2 separate regions of the Homo sapiens genome follow, and region 1 is linked to region 2. A link is a contact called in ENCODE Hi-C or POLR2A ChIA-PET data. All regions are on one chromosome and are shown on one strand. Each heading gives the region's core, a stretch centred on a gene start or an enhancer-like site at or near the end of the contact. The rest is flanking DNA. Distances are from core to core; before and after follow the strand shown.

Region 1 (4,070 bases), core at 1,500-3,999, 390 kb after region 2:
TTCCATCTATTTTTCTTTTTTCTTTTCCTTTTTTCTTTTTGAGACAGTCTTGCTCTGTTACCAGGTTGGAGGGCAGTGGTGGGATCTCGGTTCACTGCAACATCCACCTCCTGGGTTCAAGCAATTCTGCCTCAGCCTCCTGAGTAGCTGGGACTACAGGCACGCGCCACCACACCCAGCTAATTTTTGTATTTTTAGTAGAGACGGAGTTTCACCATGTTGGCTAGGATGGCCTCAATCTCTTGACCTCGTGATCCACCCACCTCAGCCTCCCAAAGTGCTGGGATTACAGGCATGAGCCACCACACCGGGCCCTGTTGCATCTATTTTTCTATTCAAAGCTCTTTTACTCCTGAATTTGTAACTGAGTTTCAAATACTTGAAATTGCCACTTAACATCCTCCCTGAAATTTTTTTTTTGTAGGCCATTCCAATTCATTATATTAACAATTTCTGACACATGTTTGTGAGTTCTGTGTGATACCATTACCTTTTCCATGTTTTGAACTTCCCCCTTTCTAGAGAGATGAGCTTCAGGGGCTGCTGGATGTACTCCACCTGGAAGCAGAGGCCGAGGACCCCTCCTCCTGGACTAGGGCTCACCTCGCCTCCTGACTGTATTCTGCCTGTGTTCTCCTCCAGTCCCACCCTTATTTCTCTTTGTCTAAATGGCAAACTCCCTTTAAGCAAGAATTCATGGCGTCTCCACATTCGGCCCTCAAGAAACTTTTATTGAGTTGAACTAAAACCAGGCATGTCTTAAGTGTTCATGGCTGATAATGCGGGATCCTTCAACGCTGGAAACGCCCAGATGGTAACGAGAGTTCTGATAGTGCCGGATCCTTCGACGCTGGAAACGCCCAGATGGTAACGAGAGTTCTGCATGGTCTCAACTTTCTTTCTTTTTTCTTTTTTGTTTTTGAGACACAGTTTTGTTCTTGTTGCCCAGGCTGGAGTGCAATAGTGCAATCTCGGCTCACTACAACCTCCACCTCCCCGGTTCAAGTGATTCTCCTGCCTCAGCCTCCTGAGTAGCTGAGATTACAGGCACCTGCCACCATGCCTGGCTAAGTGTTATATTTTTAGTAGACACAGGGTTTCACCATGTTGGCCAGGCTGGTCTTAAATTCCTGACCTCAGGTAATCCACCCGCCTTGGCCTCTCAAAGTGCTGGGATTACAAGCATGAGCCAATGTATCTGCCCTTCAACTTTCTAAAAAGCTCAAAAGGAGCCCTATCTCATTTATCATGAAATGACCCTACAGCTTACTTTCTTTGGCTTTCATTCTTTATATATTTTTCTCTATGTGAGAAAAAGAGCAAACCCGCAGCTATGCAAGGGGACAGGCCCACAGGCTCGTTTGTGAGGAAGAAGGCTGCTCACTAGGCCCCTGGGGTAAATGGGTGCTGGAGCCTTGCAGGGGGGATGGAATCACATCCTGTCGGGGCTCAAATGTGGGAGGCCCATGCCAGACCCTGGCCCAAGGACATTTATGTGTGACCCTGATGGACAAATGCAGATTGCTTGGTAGATGAATCCCACCAAGATGGAGGCCCCTGCAGGGTTTTTTGAGTATGTTTTTGGGTTTTCTTTTTGTTGTTGTTGTTGTTAATGAGCAACTTTGGGGGTTTTACAAAGAATAAAGATAAATAAGAGGAGGGCCCATTACCTGGTTCTTCTCATGACTAAGATCAAACATCGTCTAAACAGAAGCCTGATGTGTGGAATGTGTGAGAAAAAAACCTGAGTTCATCGCTTCAATAAAACACCAAGGCCAGGCACAGTCGTTCATGCTTGTAATCCCAGCACTTTGGGAAGCTGAGGCAGGCAGATCACCTTTGGTCAGGAGCTCGAGACCAGTCTGGCCAACATGGTGAAACCCCGTCTCTGTTAAAAATACAAAAATTAGCCAGGTGTGGTGGTAGGCACCTGTAGTCCCAGCTACTCAAGAGGCTGAGACAGGAGAATCACTGGAACCTGGGAGATGGAGTTTGCAGTGAGTTGAGATCGTGCCACTGCACTCTAACCTGGGCAACAGAGCGGGACTCCGTCTCAAAAAAAAAAAAGCACCCTAATTGAACTAATTGAACTACAGAACCAACAAAAAGTCATACCATCTCATCTCATCTTATCCATCCTCACATCCATCCACCCATCCAATCATCCGTCCATCTACCCATTCACCCATCCACCCTTCCATCTATCCATCCATCCATTTGTCCATCAATCCATGTATTCATCCATCTATCCTCCCATGCATCCATCCATCCATGCATTCATCCATGTATTCATCCATCTATCCTCCCATGCATCCATCCATCCATCCATGCATTCATCCATCCATTCTCCCATCCATCCACCGATCTTATTCATCCATATATCATATCCATCCATCCATCCATCCATCCATCCATCCATCCATCCAACCATCCACCAATCCATTCATCCACCCACCAATCTACCTATTCACCCTTCCATTTTATCCATCCATCTATCCATACATTATTCATTCATTCACTGACATTCAATACATTTTTATTTCATGCCTGTGGGATGCCAGGCATTGTGCTTGATATTTGGAATACAGAAGAAAATGAAAATGAAACAGATGTGGCCCAGCTCCTGCCCTCTTGGAGTAAATCTTACATTCAGGATAAACTGAGACAGGAAATATAGATCAAGTGATGTCCTAGGACACACAGAGGAGTAGAACTGGTCTGACTTAACCTTGGCAGCCCATGCTTATGAGAGGCTAAATATATCTCAGTGCTCCCTGGACTCCGGTCAAAGCACTCCCTCCCTCTCAGGCCTCTCCTCCAGAAGGAAGTCAGATGACCATTTCCTATCATGAATTCAGCAGTGTCAGCCCACTTACATCCAGGGCATGATTTTTTATGTCATAATAAGCCTAAAGGGTGGAATTCAAAATACTTTTGTTTATCACAATTCATGTGGTTTGGGGTTTTCTTAAATAAGACAGTGACAGGCACAGATACAGACATCGCAGGGTGTTGTGGTTCTGGAAAACACGTGCAATGGGGCCAAGGGAAAAGACAGCTCCTCTTGAAGTCAGAGGTGACTCATGAAGCACAGCTCTCTTTTTGTTTTCAGGATTCTGTGAGGTCCATGACTTTCCAACAGTTCTGAGTTTTGTCACTGCAGAAGGGCCCATGCTCTTTATCCCAAGGCCACCCCATGGGAGAGATGGGCTGGACTGCCAAGTGTGTTTCTGGATTCCTACTCATGGAGGCCAGGTTCTTTATGCAGCCTCTGCCTTACAGCGCTCCTCTAGATCAGAGCTCAGAGGATGGCCTGGCACAGTCAGCATCAGTGAAGGGGCAGGAGGAACATTAACGACCTGGAAAAATGCAATGCTAAGTGGCAAAAAGCTGGTTACAGACACAACTTATACAGCATGACATGATTTGATATGAATGGAACACTACAAAGACAAATACCCATTCCTAACAGCTGCGATGTTTTCTTCTCCAGCTCTGTAGTTTATATTGTATCTTTAGGTCTGTAATCCAGCTTGAATTATCTTTGGTATCAGGTATGAGGTACCTGCTGAGTTCATCTCCTTTTGCATGTGGATCTACAATTGCCCAGCACCATCTGCTGAACAGACTCCCCTTTCTCCATCAAATTGTTTATGCACCTGCGCTAAAAGTCAATACACCATATTGGTATGGGCTGTTTCTGGACTCTTTTCTAACCCACTGATCTATTTGTCTATGTTTAGGTGAATACCACATGGTCTTTTTTACTGTAGCTTTATAGTCATCCTTGAAATCAGGCAGCATGCGTCCTCCAACTTTATTCTTCTAATCTATTTATTTCAGTTTTGCTAAAATATTTCAGACATCCGGTATTTGCAGATAGTATGACATTTCCTAATTGTCCCTAACAACATTGACATTCATTCCTTCTTGTCCTCTAATTCTCGGCCCCTCTTCGTGTTTCTAGGAACGATTATCTCTCTAACGTTCCTTGTTCCTCTTTCCCATTGAGACCCTGACCGCCCTTATAGAAGGAAGCAATACACAAAACAAAGCACCATCAACCATTA
Region 2 (3,868 bases), core at 293-2,792:
TTTTGAAAAGATGACGACTCTGGCCGCCCATAGTGGGTGGATGAGAGGGAGCAAGCCCAGAGCAGTGAAGCTGGTGAGGAGACAGGCACCCCACCTGATGTGGAGGTGGTGGGAATGTGAAGAAGAGCATGGACTCCAGGGCCGTTCAGGAATAGAACTGATAGGGCTGGATGATGGACAAATGAAGAGGAGGAAGGGATGAGCAGTGATTTCCAGATGGCTGACTGGCAGCTAGTTAGGGTGATGGTGCCACTGAGTTAGGGAACATAGGGGAGAAAAGTGATTCCGCCTCTTTGTTTGGACAGCTTGACTTGGGGTTGTCTGACATGTAAGTAGAGATGGAAGTAGTTGGATCTAGAGACTGAGAAATTTGAGCTTGGTGGGCATACAGGTGGTCCCTTGGAACTCGTGCATTTACCCAAGAAGACGAAAAAAGAAGCAAACTCAGGAAAGAGTCCTGACAAGTGATGTTTTAGGGGCTGGTAGAAGAAGAGAAGCCTTCAAAGGAAACGAAGAAGGGGTGGTCATGGCGGGAGGAAAACAGAAGGGAGTGGTCAGCAAAATCTCCAAGATGAAGCAGAAGATGAAAGAGAAATGTCCTTAGGATTGCTCTTACGCTGTTGGTGGTGACTCTGGCAAATGCAGGGCCTGAGACCTGAGCCCCTAACTGGATGACATGAAAAGGAGTAATGGCCCTCATCAGGTCCCTGGGAGGATCAGGAGCTGTAACAGGAGAGCAGTCTTGGTAGAGAAGGAAGTACAATGGAGAGGTCGCCGTTGTTTCTTTCTAGCATAGTTTTGTCATGAATTAGTTGGCTTGGATTTGAGTACTTTCCAGCTCTGATGCCATTTTTTTCTATGCTTGGTATTTAAGAAAACCCAGGTATCTCTGCTGAAGCCATGTCAACATCCCCATTAATGTCATTAATTATTTTATATTTTTAGCAAGTGAAAATGACAGCAAATGTTACACACAGTCTGCAGTCTTTGGGAATATTTAGAAAGCCTTACATATTTATTTCTCTGTTGATTCAACCAATAATTTTTGAGTCTACTCTGTTCGGCAGAGCTCTCAACCTTAAGGGCCCATCAGAGTCCACTGGGGATTTTTTTTTTTTTTTTCCAGACAGAGTCTCGCTTTGTCGCCCAGGCTGGAGTGCAGTGGCTCGATCTCAGCTCACTGCAAGCTCCGCCTCCCAGGTTCACACCATTCTCCTGCCTCAGCCTCCCAAGTAGCTGGGACTACAGGCGCCCGCTACCACGCCTAGCTAATTTTTTTGTATTTTTAGTAGAGACGGGGTTTCACCCCATCACGGTGTTAGCCAGGATGGTCTCGATCTCCTGACCTCGTGATCCACCCGCCTCGGCCTCCCAAAGTGCTGGGATTACAGGCGTGAGCTACCACGCGTCCACTGGGGCTTTTTAACAACCAGTTATCAATTCTTGGCCTTACCCCTTCCCTCCGTGCCAAGCACATTCTAATCTCTGTGGCTGGAGTCCAGGCAATTTCAAGCTCCCGGGCGATTCATGTGCAGCCAGGGCTGGTCACCAGGGTGCTGGCTGCTGTGCCAGGAGCCGGAAGTGCAGTGCGAGCTGGCCTCTTGGAGCTTGTGGTCTAGGGAGAAACACACCATCTAAAAAATCACATAGGCATGTATTCAGTTGGAATAGTGAAAAGTGTGAGGTAGTGGGGAGTACAAAATTGTATGAAAATGTATGATAGGAAGGGTGCAGTCCGGTTGAGGGGAAGTCCAGGGAAGTTTTCTAGAGGAGGTGAAATCTCAGTTGAACCTAAACAACGACAGTCAGTTCTCCGGATCGGCATTGAGACGCGTTCCAGACACCGTGCGGGTGCTGGACAGTCAGTTCTCTAGATCAGCATTGAGAAGCGTTCCAGACACCGTGCAGGTGCTCGACAGTCAGTTCTCTGGATCGGCATTGAGACGCGTTCCAGACACCGTGCGGGTGCTCGACGGTCAGTTCTCTAGATCGGCATTGAGAAGCGTTCCAGACACCGTGCGGGTGCTCGACAAATGTCACTGCTCTCCAGCAAAGGTGGTGATGAATGCAGTCACCATATTCACTGGATACAGATAGGATATGTGGTCTGACCAAGGATTTTCCTACTTATACTTTCAGGAAACAAACTGAATACCTAATTTGGTATGAAAATATTTGAATTTCTGGAATATGTGTGTAATTTATGAAGACAACATATGGACTTTTTGAAACTGGAAAAATTCCAGAAAATTTCATCTATCTCGTCATATCTTTACCTCAAATATCTGATAACCAGTATTCCATCACCAAAGGTCTGAATCTTTCTCAAAGATAGAGGGAAACACACCGTCATCTTTCCTTCCCTGACATCTTAATTTATTGCTATATATATTCATTCTAAATTGCTTAAAATCAGTGTTTTGGAAAAAAAAAAGGTGACAGAAGCTTTCTTGTAACTCACTTACTCTGAGCAAGCTTGTTGCGCACCTTGTTCATCACTTGGGAAATAATCGAAAGAATGTGCGTGGAATGGGAGCAGTGCCTCAGGTTACTTTCATTACTTCATCTTTTCATTAGAAAGTGAAGGGCCGGTGCGGTGGCCCACGCCTGTAATCCCAACACTTTGGGAGGCCGAGGCGGGCGGATCACAAGGTCAGGAGTTCAACACCAGCCTGGCCAACATAGTGAAACCCTGTCTCTACTAAAAATACAAAAATTAGCCAGGTATGGTGGTATAGCCAGGTATAGGCCCAGCTACTCAGGAGGCTGAGGCAGGAGAATCACTTGAACCCAGGAGGCAGAGGTTATGGTAAGCCGAGATCGTACCACTGCACTCCAGCCTGGGCAACAGAGTGAGACTCACTCCATCTCAAAAAATAAAAAAGTGGAAACAATTCCTTACAACTCTTTGAACTTTACAGTTTTAATGACAATACAATATAAATGTCTTAAATTCACATTTTATTTTTTCTTTTGACATTCAGAACATGCTTAACTGTTCCCTCTGTCATTGTCAGTAAACACTGCTAATCTAAATGTAGGTAATTCTAGCACATGAGAGGCTTTTAACTGGAAAATTGGGGTGGTTTTTTGAACTTAGGTCAGAAGCGATTTTCACTATTAAATTTTGGAAAATCCCACTTATATTTAAAAGCAGAAAGGATAATGTAACAATACCCCATGTACTCACGCTGACTTCAGCAGTTACCAACTCATAGCCAATCTCATTTTATCAGCTCATAGCCAGTCTTACCTGCTTCTCTCCCCTCCCTCACCCTGGATTATTCTAAAACAGATCACATCATTTTATCCATAATTAATTCAGTATGTAATTCTTAGAAATAAGGATTCTTTTTAAAAACTGTAGCCAAAATACCATGACCATTACCTAAAATATGAATATTTTTTAAATATGAAATACTCCAGTTTCAAATTCAGAAAGTTTAATTTCTTCAGTATCTTTCTGAGTGCATCGATAGCATTGCCCTTGAGCTGATACTCAGTGCACAGGCAAATGGTAAATGAAATGCGGCACAGACGCGGACAGAACGTTTCCTCGGATGGAAGGAGGATTCGCCATTAGTGAAATAGAGTGTGCTTTGGCCAGTTTGCATGTCGGTGTTTTTCTGTATGTGATCATTTCTATATGTGTATGTCATTGCACACATGTTAACTTTAATATACACATATCTATGGCCGGGCGCGGTGGCTCACGCCTGTAATCCCAGCACTTTGGGAGGCTGAGGCTGGCGGACCATGAGGTCAGGAGATCGAGACCATCCTGGCTAACACAGTGAAACCCCGTCTCTACTAAAAATACAAAAAATTAGCCGGACATGGTGGCATTTGCCTGTAGTCCCAGCTACTT

What was found. Hi-C counts contacts between places; a loop is a spot of excess contacts on that map. ChIA-PET counts read pairs that join two places held with the same protein, here RNA polymerase II (POLR2A). Pooled maps may share reads with other maps.
Region 1: a map of Right ventricle myocardium inferior shows a loop between it and region 2 (9-fold over the local background). The contact joins two enhancer-like sites. A Hi-C loop is called at or near these places in 18 of 168 maps with a recorded cell type or tissue (B cell, CD4-positive, alpha-beta T cell, CD4-positive, alpha-beta memory T cell and 14 more), 28 of 37 single-sample maps with no recorded cell type and 26 of 50 pooled maps. POLR2A ChIA-PET finds 5 or more read pairs at or near these places in 1 of 52 experiments (activated naive CD8-positive, alpha-beta T cell).

The regions. Positions count from the first base shown.
Region 1 is chr6:194,962-199,031 of GRCh38, reverse strand. LINC03066 (long intergenic non-protein coding RNA 3066) reads left to right here. Exons shown (of 8, transcript NR_126020.1): 2 at 523-867. Among named protein-coding and RNA genes, the nearest start is that of LINC03066, 8.5 kb to the left of the region's middle. Within about 2 kb of position 2,749, at least 5 of the 41 ENCODE cell types and tissues checked have a DNase peak (open chromatin) inside an H3K27ac peak, as active enhancers do.
Region 2 is chr6:587,370-591,237 of GRCh38, reverse strand. All of the region lies in intron 11 of EXOC2 (exocyst complex component 2), which reads left to right. Among named protein-coding and RNA genes, the nearest start is that of HUS1B, 68 kb to the left of the region's middle. Within about 2 kb of position 1,542, at least 2 of the 41 ENCODE cell types and tissues checked have a DNase peak (open chromatin) inside an H3K27ac peak, as active enhancers do.